Regions from separate parts of the Homo sapiens genome. Here all the other regions are linked to region 2. A link is a loop called in an ENCODE intact Hi-C map of the cell type or tissue named here. Cell type or tissue: endothelial cell of umbilical vein. All regions are shown on one strand. Region 1 overlaps LTBP1 (latent transforming growth factor beta binding protein 1). Region 2 overlaps LTBP1 (latent transforming growth factor beta binding protein 1). Region 3 overlaps LTBP1 (latent transforming growth factor beta binding protein 1).

What was found. A loop is a pair of places that touch in the nucleus more often than their neighbours do. Peaks named below come from ENCODE experiments on the same cell type or tissue, not always from the same donor. Only the 100,000 strongest peaks of a DNase experiment are listed, where the experiment ranks them.
Region 1: it touches region 2 in a loop (6-fold over the local background); 1 of 110 quality-filtered maps calls a loop at or near these places.
Region 3: a loop joins it to region 2, with 8 times the contacts of the local background. A loop is called at or near these places in 1 of 110 quality-filtered maps.

What each region holds. Positions count from the first base shown.
Region 1 is chr2:33,067,264-33,072,263 of GRCh38, reverse strand. All of the region lies in intron 3 of LTBP1 (latent transforming growth factor beta binding protein 1), which reads right to left. Among named protein-coding and RNA genes, the nearest start is that of LTBP1, 120 kb to the right of the region's middle. RefSeq lists a silencer at 2,188-2,482 and an enhancer at 1,425-2,624. In endothelial cell of umbilical vein, no CTCF peak of the experiment used is centred here; a DNase peak (open chromatin) is centred at 2,223; H3K27ac peaks cover 2,603 bases.
Region 2 is chr2:33,340,127-33,345,126 of GRCh38, reverse strand. LTBP1 (latent transforming growth factor beta binding protein 1) reads right to left here. Exons shown (of 34, transcript NM_206943.4): 25 at 2,164-2,289. Among named protein-coding and RNA genes, the nearest start is that of MIR4430, 76 kb to the left of the region's middle. In endothelial cell of umbilical vein, no CTCF peak of the experiment used is centred here; DNase peaks (open chromatin) are centred at 2,776 and 4,596; H3K27ac peaks cover 3,403 bases.
Region 3 is chr2:33,237,946-33,242,945 of GRCh38, reverse strand. The region is part of intron 9 of LTBP1 (latent transforming growth factor beta binding protein 1); the gene reads right to left. Among named protein-coding and RNA genes, the nearest start is that of MIR4430, 180 kb to the left of the region's middle. In endothelial cell of umbilical vein, no CTCF peak of the experiment used is centred here; DNase peaks (open chromatin) are centred at 2,585 and 4,605; H3K27ac peaks cover 4,522 bases.

The DNA.
Region 1 (5,000 bases), 270 kb after region 2:
TGGAAGATCTGCGCCCCTTCCCCTAAACCTCTCCCTAAGCACCTCTTCGTCTGTATCCTTTGCAATATCCTTTATAATAAACTGGTAAACCTGTGTTTCCATGAGTTCTGTGAGCCGCTCTAGCAAATTAGTCAAACCCAAACAGCAGATCATGGGAACCCCAACTTGACACTGGTTGGTCAGAAGTTCCAGAGGCTCAGACTTGCAACTGGTATCTGAAACGGGGGCAGTCTCGTGGGACTGAGCCCTGAACCTGTGGGATCCGATGCTGTCTCCAGGTAGACAGTGTCAGAATTCAATTAAAGGACATTCAGTTGGTGTGCACTGCAGAACTGACTGCTTGCTTGCTGGTGGGCAGAAATCCCCACACATCCGGTGTCAGATTTGCTTTGTGAGAGTATAGTGGGGGAAGCACAGTTGGAGTTTTTCCACATTCAAGCTGCTTTGTCAGCTTAGGTCCCACAGTGAAAATGACATAAAGAAGAATCCCCAGACGACCCGTGATGAACATGTCCCACGTGTGATGATATGGCACAAAGCCCAAAACAGCCTGTAACTACTATCTGCATGAGGAAGAAATAAATCTTTGTTATTTCAAGCCCCTCAGATTATGACTTGTTACGACATCATAACCTAGCCTATACTTGAATTCTATCCTCCTTCCATTAGCTTGTGGACCACACCCTTCTGATTCCCTGCTTCCCTTCCCCCTGTTCCTGCTCCAAAATCCATTCTGCAGCCACCTCCTAGATGCTGTGCAAGGCAGCCTCTAAGATGGCACCCAATGATCCCACTGCCTGGTAGTCCAGATTCTTGCAGAATCCTCTCCCCTAGAGTATAAGGCAGATCAAGGGACTCATTTCTAATGAATAAAATATGACAAACATGATGGGACATCACTTCTGAGATTGCGTTTACAAAAAGACTGTAGCTTCTACTTTGTCCACATTCTCATTCACTGTGAGGAAGGCAAGCTAGCTGTCCTATGGAGAGGCCCAGGTAGTGAGGTATGAATGAGGCCTTCCGCCAAAAGCCATGAGGAACCAAGACCTACCCAAAGCCACGTGAGTAAGCTTGGAAGTGGCCTGAACGACTCACTCTTTGTTCCCATTGCTTATCTAGTCAGGGACTGCACATAGTGGCCCTCAACCCTGGCCATAAAGAACTCTGGAAAAATCTTTACTCTGCAAGCTCCACCCAGACTTGCTGAACCCACTATGAGTGGCTGTGGCCAGATCATGTATGATTAAAGAATAAAAAGTCCACAGGTGTTTCTCATACATCTAGCAAGGGTGAGAACCACTGCTTTAGAGAATCACTCAGCCCAGCAATTGGATGATGAGGAAATGCCCAGAGAAATGAACTGACTGGGCCAAGATCTCATAGCCCGTGGCCAACGTGGAGTTTTGACCCTATTCCCCTGACTACTAAACAGGTGTTACTCCCCCACGCCACAGTGCCTTCTCTACTGGGGTCTCCTCTGAGCTCAACACTCTAAGAAAACATACAAGAAAGGCACAGCCCTGCCTTCAAGGAGCTGCCTGCACAGGATCTACAAATTAGAAGGAAAGAAGCCCGTTAGAACATGCCTCTCCCATAAGCTGTAAGCAGCAAAGAATGGAATAGGGGTTCCAGTTCTTGTAAATTAGGTGTGGCCCTTGGGCTTCTGGGAAGTTTCCAATGTGGGCTGGCAAGTCTAGGCATTCTCTTGGCACAAAATCACCGAACAGTAAAGAGGTATCCGCTTAGGTGAGTGACTGGGCAGACATTACTTAAGAAACTTAAAGGACTTCTTTAAGCAAATCCCAGCCACAGTTGAAGTGATGGCCTGTGGCCACCAGCCATGGCTAGCCACCCACCGCCTGACAGCAGCTCAGAGGTTTCGCCATCCCAGACGGGCATGCCGCCCCAGTTATTTTACCCTTCACTTAGGGCCACCGTCACCTTGCCATGGCCCTAAGCAAACTATCCTTGGCAAAGCAACAACGGCTCCAGATGGAGAAATGACACACTATTCCAACAAACTTTTCAAAGGAAAAACAAATAGATATTTCTGAGTTTGTTTTTTTGTGGGCAGCTGGAAAAGAAAATAAATCCACCAAATACCAACACCTCTCCAAAAAGTGTGTTGCCAGGACCATGATGACTGGTGTTAAGAATGAGAGTTTCCGGCAGAGAGAATGTGACACATCGCTGAGTCAAAGGCAGGCCCAGCCCTGGCTGAAAACCTTTGTCAGAACTGGGTTATGCTTTCACTGTAAGAAGTTTAAAAGGAGGGCAATGGTGAAGTCACATCCATGAGTCACTTTCCCACATGCTATGCTCACTTTTCAACAGGATCAACAGACCAAGTACCCACAGGGTCTCCCTCAGACTGTGAGCTGTTGAGAGCTCTTCGGGGAATACCGTCTTCCATTCTAAGTCATAAGCACTGTGCCCACCCACTCCCTATAAATAACCCAGAGAAATTAATATTGCACAAAATGGTGAAGACAGTAAGCATTTGTGGATGAAAATGGGGGAAAGGGAGAATGAAGAGGCAAAAATCAAAACTGCATGATGTTCATTCTTGTTCTCTTCAACTTTGTTTTGTGAGCAGATAACTGGTCTGGATGCAGATGTCTGTACTAGGAACCTGAGTCTATGAGGCTTGAGAATAATCTTGACTGACAACTTCCAGGCTGTGCTGCACACACACCAAGGGTTTCAAGGTCAGCAGGTAACATTGACCTGCCCTCTGTTCACCCCAGAGATGCCTTAGCAAACAGCAAAAACTCTGGGGCAGGCAGCTCAGACTTGCTTGTTGCCCTCCTAGGAGACAACACTACCTTCTAGATCAAAATGGATCATAAGTGGGAATGACAAGAATGGGTGCTTCATCTGCAGAAATTTGGGAACTGAGGGACTAGATATTCCCATGCACAGGAGGAAGAGGTGCAGACTAGAGGGAGAGGGTGTGGGTATGAATGGAGTGGGGCGGGGAGGGAGGCATCAGTGCACAGAGCCAGGGGCATCTTTCTCCCCAGTCCAGGCTCTCGGAAGTCTGGCTTTGAGTGGGGCCATCATCTCAGGGTACCAGGGATACCTAACAAGTACACAGAGAGGAATCAACAGTCATGTATTGTGCTCAACCCTCTCCCAGACAACTTAACACAATTTCAGAACAAGAGTAAACTTTAAGTAAGCTTAACTTCCGGAGCAAAATATCCTGAGCCCCAAACAAAATTTCCTTTACTGCTGTTGGTTTTTGAAACTGACATTTATTGAGGCACAAAAACATTCATTCTCTGATCTAAATGGTTAGAATAGTTAAACATTGATATGAATCAGGGGTTAGCAAACTTTTTCCATAAAGACCCATATAGTATATATTTTAGTTGTGGGCCAAAAGGCAATATTGAGGGTATCATAGAGGGTACTTAATGAGAGAAAACAATTTCACACACATTTTTCATTGACAAAATTCAAAACATAATATTAATAACAAAGTATAATTATTTGTATATAAGCCTCCTAATGTGAAGAATGATATTCTTTTGGTAGAGGGAGGACAATTTGCTTAATTGGGACTCAAAGTTAGTATTCCTTATCATCAAAATCAACTGCAAATATTATCAAAATAATAAAAAGATCAGTGGTTGCCAAGGATTAGGGGAGAAGGAAGAATGAATAGGTGGAGCATAGAGGATTTTTAGAGCAGTGAAAATACTCTGTAGGATGCTGTAATGGCAGATACATGCCATTATTCATTTTTCCAAACCCACAGAATGTACAACATCAAGAGTCAGCAATATAAACTATGGACTCTGGACGATGATGATGAGTCAATGCAGGTTCATCATTTATAACAAATTACCCCTCTGGTGTGGGAGTGGTAATAGATAATGGAAGAAGCTGTGCACATTTGGGGGCAGGGAGTATATGGACTATATATCTATTTCCCTTCATTTTGGCTGTGAATCTAAAAATTATCGAAAAATAATGTTTATTGTTTAAAAAAAAAAACTAAACATGCAACTACTACATGACTTAGTAACTGCACTCCTGGGCATTTATTCAAGAGAAATAAAAACATATGTTTACACCCTCCCCCCACCCCACAAAAAAAGAATCGCAAATGTTACTCTGCTAATGCTAATCTCTAATGAGATTTTACATATTTCATCTCTGAAAATGTCTTTTCACACACCTATTTGTGTATGGAAAAAATACTGTTATCCAGGAGCATATGATTTTATTTAAGCATATTCATTACTTGGATGGCATTTAAAAATTTTTATTATATTCTTCTGTTGATATCCTCCTTTTGGTATGTTGCTACATTTCAGATTCTTCACTTGCAATTAAAGTTAAGTGGAAGCTCTTCAACTGCACAGTTAAATAGATTTTGAATTATAGAAATTTCCTTTCTACTTGCATTGTGGTCCAAAAGCACTGCTGGTACAGCTGTCCCCTGGTATCCATGGGAGATTAGTTCCAGGACCTCCCTCAGATTCCAAAAACTGTGGATATTCCAGTCCCTAATATAAAATGTCATAGTATTTGCTTCTAATCTATGCATATCCTCTTGTATATTTTAAATAATCTCTAGATTACTCATAATACCTAATACAATGTAAATGCTATGTAAATAGTTGTTATACTGTATTGTTTAGAGAATAATGATCAAAAAGTGTCTGTGAATGTTCAGTACAGATGCCATTTGTTTCTCCCAGATATGTTTGATTCAAAGCTGGTTAAAAACAGATGCAGAACTCATGGATATGGAAGGTCAACAGTACTTAGTTGAGCTAAGAAAATGTATCTGCTACAACTGGTATGCAAACAGAGATCTCATTTCTTATTTTCACTTTTGACAGCATAAGAAGTGTATAAAGCATCTTAATATTACTAGTGATTAAAACAATGTTAGGTGGCATCTAAGTGACTTTACTTCAATATTAAGTTTCACATATAAGCACTGTTTTGCCTTATAGTTTTATGTTGAATTCATTATCAAC
Region 2 (5,000 bases):
TAGCTCTACAGAACACCCAGTGTGAAGTGCGTATCATAGGTGCTTAGTAAATATTTTTGAAATAATAAATACAAACACAAATAAAATGGCATTTGTTGAGTTCACCAAAATGATAACAAATATTCCTTCTCTAAGGGTGGTGTTTTGTGTGCCAAGCTGAAATGTCAGCATGGGTTTGGTGTGCTCATCTGGCTGGTTAGAAATGAACATTAAGCAGGGGCTCTGGAGCTATGTGGACTCCAGATAGCTGACATGGTTTCCAGGTATGGTTCAACATCTGATATTTAAACAGTTGGTAGTTAAACAAAATTTACTGAGCACCTATAATAAGCCAAGCATCGTGCCCTGCCCAGGGAGAAGTGAGAAAGTTTTCAATCATATAGAGGTCATAGCCTTGCAGAAGCGGTCTGCAGGTGGTATACCCATTATTAAATTATTCCCCCAAAGGTTGTAAGTGCTATAATAGAATTTGCTGAAGGTGCTCTGGAAGCAGAGGTCACAGCTCAGCTTGAGAGTGAGGAATGGAGCAGGGATGGTGTCTGGAAGATGACACTGAACCTCAGTCTTCAAGAACGAGTGAGAAAAATCCAGGGCTCAGGGAAGGAGAGGTCAGGAGGATATTCCCAGCAGAAGGAGTGAACAACAGTCAAATAATTGCACAGTGACATGGGCAACCACAACCAGTCTGACGTTGCTGGAAACAACAGGTGAAGAAGGAAGTGGTAAAGTTAAGATGAAAAGTAGGGGCCACATCACAAGACCCAACTGGTGAAAATATTATCCAAACGTCAAACAACTGTATTTTGGTGGAAAGGTGGCCAAAGCAGGAGTTTGAACTAAGATTAGGATAGTCTTAGCTATATTATTAAATAACTATGTCTTGTTGTGAATAATTCTTGAATAATTATCTATGTTTTTGACTAGCTACTGCTTATGCATGAAACCACACCATTGCTTTGTAAATAATTTTTGGTTGAGAATTAACTGAATTTCATAATTCCACAAAAGCAGTTATTAAGTGACATTATCATTAAACCTTAAAAATCTTGTTTTCCAAGTTTAATATGGATGGCAAATGAACTAATGTCTTAATTGCAAATTTTCAAACCAAATAGGCAATAGACTCCTCAAGTTCCACCTGCCATGTAGTGAACATGGCTATTTTTCTCTAAGAATAAAGAAAAAGAAAAGTCTTGCTATCTATAAAGTCTTGAATTTGATAACCTTTCTTCTCTTTCCCATTTAATTGCTCTAATTGCAAATATGTTTCATAATGAGTTTGACGTGAAGAAATCACATCTTGGTCAGACAATGAAATACAAATTATTTTCTGTGTGAGCATTTGTTGGACCATATTCCAGGACATATGATGATATTCAAGATTCCTTCCAGCCCTGTCAATCCCGGAACAGACTGAGGAAATACAGTTGCACAATTCAAAGCATCCTTTTACAGGTATCATTCCTGGACACTGAAGCTCCTGGCAATACTTTGCCTTAAACGCACTGTCTAAGGGGATGCATTTCAAAGACAGACAATCTATACCACACACCAGACTCTATTTCCTGTGCTGAAGGGAGTCTAGAGTTCTGCATACTCAGTTAGAGTTTAAACAGATGTTCTTGTTAAAATTCATTTAAATGTAAAGTCATACTTTTATATTTCTTAATGTCCCTAACAATTTCAGAAGCCATAGGATTTTTTTTTTTTTTTTTTGAGACAGGGTCTTTCTCTGTTGCCCAAGCTGCCGTGCAGTGGCATGATCACGGCTTATTGCAGCCTCAAACTCCTGGGCACATGAGATCCTCCCACCTCGGCCTCCCAAGTAGTTGGGACTACAGGCATCCACCATCAAGCCTGGCTAATTTTTTTTTTAAAATTTTTATTCATAGAGAAAAGATCTCACCATGCTACCCAGGCTGGTCTCAAACTCCTGGTCTCAAGCAATTCTCCAACCTTGGCCTCCCAAAGTGCTGGGGTTACAACCGTGAGCCATGCACCCAGCCAACATAGGATATTTTTGCACATCCTCAAATTGTATGACAAAATCAAATTACGATAAAGCTCTACCCAAATTACCTGCTTAAAAGCTCCTGTTGTTCACTGTGATTTCTTTTCCCTAGGGACATGTGAAACACGTTGGGAAAAAATCTAAAAACTCACCCACACACCCTTGCCCATCCTGTGGGGCTTGAAAGCCCTGATAACAGAGGCAGCGGAAGGAGCCAGCTGTATTGTCACAAAACCCGTGACTGTCACAAACAGTGTTGTTTACACATTCATCAATATCTGCAAAAAAGACATGGAACATCAGACACAAAACAAACACAGGCTGACAAACACCAGATATTAATGGATAAACAGAGGCACTCAACACATCCTGATTAGTGTGTGATGATGAGATGAACATGTTTACACAGAAAACAGCTTTTAAAATATTTTACATATAAATAAAATGTTTTGATGAAAATGGTTTAACAGCCAAAATGTTGGGTTCTATGAAAAAAACATTTAGTACTTTTCCTTAGGAAATGTTTTTAGACTGAAATGATGGCTGCAAGTGCCACGCCCAGTATTACCTAAACGTTCTCGACTCTTTATTTCCAAGGGACCTTATATTCCTACAGAGAAAACATGTGAAAATATTGTCACTTGTTTTAGTTGCAGTAAATGCTAATAGTATTTGCATCTGATAGTTACAGGTGGAAATGAGCAATAGTTTACTTAACCTTGTGGATAACCTTGATCCAGACTACACAACATCCTCAGGAAGTCAAGAGAGAGTCTGATGAAGTCAGCAGGGTAGCCAGTCAGTCCCAGTGCCAAAAGAAAAGATTTGATGCCACCAATTTACAGCCATTCAAGGTCCTAACCGTCCAGGCTGCTCCAGCTGATTGGCTGACTTGCCAATTCATTTTGTTCTCCATAAACGTGATGAGAGTGATCTTCTGCCTTTTTTTCTCATTAATAAAAATGTTCTTATAAAAGTGATGCCTCAATTGCAAAGTTACAACAGACTTTTAGATAGAATTCTTCTTTATTCTTACGGTTACTAATTTCCTTCTCCGTTCTTTCCTTCCCGTTCTCCTTGGGCACTGCCACATCTATACCACCCATCACCTGGTACTCTGCTCTCTCTGCCCCTGGATTTAACAGTCATGCCACATGCAAGTTTTTGGAGAAACAATTAAGAAAATGTTAATGACAGCATCCAAATATATGTGAAGAAGATTGCACTTTTATGTTCAAATAATGAAATCAGGTAACAACTGTTAAAGAAAATGACAAGTTCAAGTTCACTTGACAGAGTTTAGTTTGGGGAGAGTTACTATTAATAAAATTGAGCATTTTCTCTTTTATTATTTTTATATATAAATATACATATATATATATATATTTTTTTTTTTTTTTTGAGTGAGACGGAGTCTCACTCTGTCGCCCAGGCTGGAGTGCAGTGGCGCAATCTCGGCTCACTGCAAGCTCCACCTCCCAGGTTCAAGCCATTCTCCTGCCTCAGCCTCCTGAGTAGCTGGGACTACAGGCACTCGCCACCACGCCTGGCTAATTTTTTGTATTTTTAGTAGAGACGGTGTTTCACCATGTTAGCCAGGATGGTCTCAATCTCCTGACCTCGTGATCTGCCCGCCTCGGCCTTCCAAAGTGCTGGGATTACAGGCTTGAGCCACCGCACCTGGCCGCATTTTCTCTTTTAAACTTATTTTCTCAACTCAAAACAAACAAACAAAAAACCTACATCCCTTCTCCTTTCTGGGTGGGGCTCCTTCTCCCGCCCTGACCAGTCTCTGCCTCAAGGTCCCACCTGCTCATCCTTCTCCAACATCTTCAGTTATTCCTCCCCTGGATCCTACCCTCACTGCCTTCAAAAATGTTAAAATTGCTTGAAAATAGTTTTCACCTGATCATATCATCGCCCATTGTGCTTTTCTTCTCCTTGGGCACTGCCACATCTCACACCAGCCACGCCTGGTACTCTGCTCTCTCTGCCCTGGACTTAACAGTCACGCCAAAATGTAAGATTTGGAGAAACAATTAAGAAAATGTAACAGCATCCAAATATATGTGAAGATTGTACTTTTATGTTCAAATAATGAAATCAGACAACAAATGCTAAAGAAAATGACAAGTTCAATTTCACTTGACAGAATTTAGTTTGGGGGGAATTAAACTTTTTGTATCACTGCAAAATGTCACAAAGGATTGTCTATACTCATTGTCTTTATTTCCTATTACAGTCTATCTGTAAATGGAAATAATAGTATCAATATGAATAATATTAATAACATTGGTAAGTTCCTACAATTACTGTGAGCATTAAACAAAATAACACGTACAAAGTGCTTTGAAGACTGCCTGGCATGTATCGTAGGGAGACATCCAATATAGTACATGTCAACTTTATTATTATTACTACTATTCCTCTTCCTCCTCCTCCTCCTCCTCAATGACCTAGAATCTTACTTCCTAACTCTTTATGCCACTGAGACTCCTATGAGAAAAAGCACCAGTGACCAGCTCATCACTAAATCTCATGATCATCTTCCGGTCAGTCACCCCTGACCTCCGAGTCTGGCTGAATGCCCACTCCTTGAACACTCTCTTCCCACGTTCAGTGACGGAATATTCTTCTTGTTCTGCCTTGAGCTTGTCCTTGCCCTTTGGCAGCCTGAAAGTGGGTGTCTGCCAAGGCTCCCGCCCTGCCTGAAATCTGCTGTGTGCTCAGCACTCCTCTCCTCCACCCTTCCCACACTCTCCCAGTTTCAGTGACCATGCTCCTTGGGATAAATCCCCCATCCTCCTCTCCAGCCAAGATTCTTCTACGGAGCACTTTTTTTTTTTTTTTTTTTTTTTGAGACAGAGTCTCGCTCTGTCGCCCAGGCTGGAGTGCAGGGGCGCGATCTCTGCTCACTGCAAACTCCACCTATTGGGTTCACGTCATTCTCCTGCCTCAGTCTCCTGAGTAGCTGGGACTACAGGCGCTC
Region 3 (5,000 bases), 100 kb after region 2:
TACAATTCAGGCTGCATTTGGATTCAGTTTCATTGAGAACAGGGAGCTATATACTAAAGGTTTCTGAGCAGGAGAAAGAAAGACTCAAAGACAGACTCTAGGAAAATTCACCTGGCCAACACATGGCTTGTTGAGAAGAGATTAAAAGTCTGATCACTTGAAGGGGTCATGCAAGTATGAGGTTGGTAACAGCCAGGCTGGTGACAGTGAGAACAATCAGGAAGATAAAGAATGGACAAATCTTTTTTTTTTTTTTTTTTAAGAACAACTGAAAATGCATGGTGCTTGACTGGACTACACATCATGAGAAAGTAAGAGAAAGGAGTCAAGGATGTCTGGGAGGCTCCTAATCTAAGAAAAAAGGAAAAAAAAATCACAGCTGGTTTTGCGGAAGGAGTTCTGAGGAAGAAAGAAGGCAGGAAGAAGAGGAGTTCAGTTTTATAGTTCAAGGTCACATTGGGATACCCAAGTAGAAATACCCAGTAGCAGCAGAAGATTCAGAAATACAGTGAAAGAGGAAATCACTGCTACAAATAGACACTTAAGATACTCTGCATATGGAGATCCAGGGGGAAATCAAAGCGATTTGAAAGAGGAGAGATATAAATGAAGTGATTTTACAAAGAAAGATTATATAGTCACTTGCAAAGGTAATTAATTGAAAATCAAAAAGTTGGATACAATGGTAGCAAAACATTACTATCAGGATCATCACATAAAAAGAAAATACAGCCCTCAATCACTATTTAAGCAAATATTAACATTATATGAACATCAATATTTCATGTTCTAAGTAGGCATCGTGATCTATACGTACATATTTTACTCAGAGCATGCAATTTTTAAGTTAATTTCAGTGATAAAATATGATACCTTCCGTGACATTCAAATGATAAGTTAATGCATATTTGCTGTATAAATTCTATGGTGTTCCAACTTGCACGTAGCTGGAAACTGCTACAGCTAGATGACACCTGGTACGGCACACAGTACAGCACCTGACCATCTCATTATTTATTGAAGTGTGTGTTGTTCTGTAATGCACTTTTATGTACAGCATGTAACTGAAAATATTCCCCCGTAACTCATTCTTTTTAAGAAAACCACCATGAAGGACCAGGAAGAGTGCCAAGTCCAGTTGGAGCTTACACGGTACAAGTGAAGCCCTATTATATGTCCCAAGTAAAACCTCAAGTTTGGGTAACCAGCCAGTTGTGGTCAAGAAGGCTGGACAAAATTTCCACTCTTCTATTTCCCCTCATATCCTCACTAGGGTATGATTATTAGCATTCCTCTTCCCCTGAATGGCCTGTATTCCTGTTCATTGGCTGCACCACTACACATTCCATGATAAGATTGAGGACCCAGAATTTTCCCTTGCTAGGTGGTTTCTATAACAGCACCATCTCAGCCTTGCGGCTGGCTGCCAGGTTAATGTAGAGGTTTCCCCCCAGACTCATAAATACCTGATTTACAACCAATGCCTAGTACCCTCTTCCAATGCCCCTTCTTTGACTCTCCACACTGCTTACTGCCTTGACTCTGATGCCATGGGAATGGAGGACAGGAATTCAGACGGAAGAAAACAAACAAAATGACCAAGCAAACCTATCAGGTATAGACAGGAAGAAACAGAAACATCCACAAAGACGAAGAATCGTGTAAGACTCTTCCTGTTATGACTGTTTTAATCAGCTTGTGCCACCGGCACTGGCACCAACACTTCCCCTAATTTTGGCCCGAAGAACCCAGGAAGCCTGGGCCTTCCTTTGTGACACATTCTCACAGCTTCCAGAAAAACTGTTTCCTTCAACTGCCTTGGTTCATCTATTTTTTTATATTTCCTGAGCTACTACAAATTAGAGATTAGATTTCTGTTTCCTATATTTAACGTATATACACTAGAATATATCAATCTTAAGTATACAACTAGATGAATTTTTGCATATCTACTTGTGGTGTAACCACCACCCAGATTGTGATTAAGAACGTTTCTGGCCGGGCGCGGTGGCTCACGCCTGTAATCCCAGCACTTTGGGAGGCCGAGGTGGGCAGATCACGAAGTCAGGAGATCGAGACCATCCTGGCTAACACAGTGAAACCCCGTCTCTACTAAAAATACAAAAAGTTAGCCAGGCGTGGTGGCAGGTGCCTGCAGTCCCAGCTACTCAGGAGGCTGAGGCAGGAGAATGGCGTGAACCTGAGAGGTGGAGCTTGGAGTGAGCCGAGATCGCGCCACTGCACTCCAGCCTGGGCGACAGAGCAAGACTCCGTCTCAAAAAAAAAAAAAAAAAAAAAAAGAATGTTTCCATCACCTGAGAAGGTTCTTTGTGCCCCTTCCCAGCCAACAAACAACTTATCCCCATAATTTTAACATAGGACTTCAGAAATTAATAAATTAATAAGACATTTCTAATTATTAAGAAACAGGAGCAACTGCCTAAGTGATTTTTCCTAGACAGGTAGTCACAAGCTTTCTAAATTAAAGTAAAGGATGTCAGAGACTCACAAACACGTTAAGAACAAAGCATTGGTTGAACTGAACGCATTGTATCTGGATGAGAGAAGAACATTCCAAGTGATGACATCATCAGGCCAAAGTTTAACAACTGTTTGGAACGTGATAGGTGAATGGTAAACCAGAATTCTATTTAGACTTAACAACTGTATGGAATGTGATGGGTGAATGGTAAAGCAGAATTCTATTTATACTTAAAAACTGTATGGAACGTGATGGGTGAATGGTAAACCATAATTCTATTTAGACTTAACAACTGTATGGAACATGATGGGTGAATGGTAAACCGTAATTCTATTCAGACTTAACAACTGTATGGAACGTGACGGGTGAATGGTAAACCAGAATTCTATTTGGACTTCATTGCCTAAAGCTATCTTCTTTCTTTAATCAAATAAAACCTGATTACAATATTTGTCATTTTATAAATAGCTTATTTGTGAAGGAATAAATTCAAATAACAATATAGTGTTTCAGGAGTCTCATATTTTTATTTATTTATTTATTTATTTATTTATTTATTTAAGATGGAGTCTTACTCTGTCACACAGGTTGGAGTACAGCGGCACAATCTCAGGTCGCTGCAACCTTCGCCTCCCAGGTTCAAGCGATTCTCCTGCCTCAGCCTCCTGAGTAGTTGGGATTACAGGCACATGCCACCATGCCCAGCTAATTTTTTTTTTTTTTTTGTATTTTTAGTAGAGACAGGGTTTCACCATGTTGGCCAGGCTGGTCTTGAACTCCTGACCTCAAGTGATCCGCCCACCTCGGCCTCCCAAAGTGCTCAGCCTCCCAAAGTGTGTGAGCCACTGCATCCGGCCAAGTCTCATATTTTAAAGCGTCAACAAACCTTCCTCAACAGATTCTAACTAAATCAAAAGTATTTTAATATTTAGTTTGAAAAATACATGAATTTATTCCTTGTTCTCCCTCTATAGATGACAAATTTCTCTGGAAAACTGTGGAAGTCTGTCCTTTGAAGAAGTGGTATAACCACTGCATACAGAACAACTTCCTGAGTTAAAGAATGAAGGCCAAAATAAATGGCTGAAGGGGCTCAGCACCCACATACAGCCAGTCACCATTCCCTATCCCCATCTGAGCTTTTGTGTTCAGGCAGGCAGTCTAGAAGTTTACAGAAACAGAAACTAGGAAAGAAATTCATACGGACCCATGTGCTCCTCTGGAGTAGGCAAAATCCATGAAGCTACTACAGCTAACATGAAGGAGCTTTACATACTTTTCCACTTATTTAAAACATTTACAGGTATCTCTGCCTGTATAGCCTACCACATACTTCAGCTCACAGATGAAGTTCAGGAACACAAAACTGCTTTTCTTCTAAAACTGCTCTTCTTCTAAAATGGTCAAATATTGGCAATGTCCTATGGTTCAAACTAATACAACAGAAATAAGAGGGCTGGGCTTTTATTAACCAGGTAGTAGAAGAATATAAAGTAATCAGGTATACATGCATAACAAGAGACTCCCTATGAACAACCCAACATAAAACAGCCTAAGTATTTCAGTACATGGGAATGATGCGATAAGGTGACGATGAAGTGAGGACCTTCATCTTCCTTCTACCTCATCAGGATTCTTTACATTTCTATAGCACACCGTATCTCACTGGAACTTCACAACAATTCTGGATGGTGAGCAGTACAAGAATAATTATTCCATTTTACAGAGATAATTTCGTCCAAGGCCATATTTCTAAAAAGGATGGAGAGGATGGGGGAAAATAATAGGAGGAATATTCCACTAAGATCTAGCTTTTGGTCCAACTAGGACAAAATGTTATGTTACCCAGAGCAAGTCTCTGAGTTTCTCTTGATCTCAGTGTCCTCTCCTGTAACACAGAGGGGCTGAACTATATTATCCCCAAGGTTACTTGTAGTTTAAATATTCTCTGACTTCAAAACAATCTGCCAGTTGCCAGGGCTGAAAATGCCAGGGAATAAAGAAAGTATGACATTTGGTGCATAATATATTACGAACAGCACAAGTGCCCTTCTGGGAAATAAATATATTTTTATGCATCTCTTCTCCTACAGGAAAGTATGTATGTTTAACAAAGTGAGTAAGAATTTACTGTCTTCTTAGTGACGCAAGTTTATACAGGAAATGAGGCATGTCCAACAGGAGTCAGGACAAGGTAAGAACAGGACATGAGCATCTTTCTACTGTGTGAAAATATGAAGCTTTCTGGAGATTCATCTGTGTGTGTTCAGCTTTTGCTAGTAAATATAAATTCCATGACAGAATTCCATTAGCAGTATGCCTTCCACTTGAAAGCAGAAAAATACCTCTTAATACAAATACTTTTCCCAGACAGACTATTAAGTTATTTAATAAGGATCACTTAGACAATATATATATTTCTTAAACTTCCAAAGAACAACTTTGCACTGGGTAGACATACCACGAAGGAACATGAAGATATTCTATAGGGTACACACAGGCTTAGACACTTTTAAGG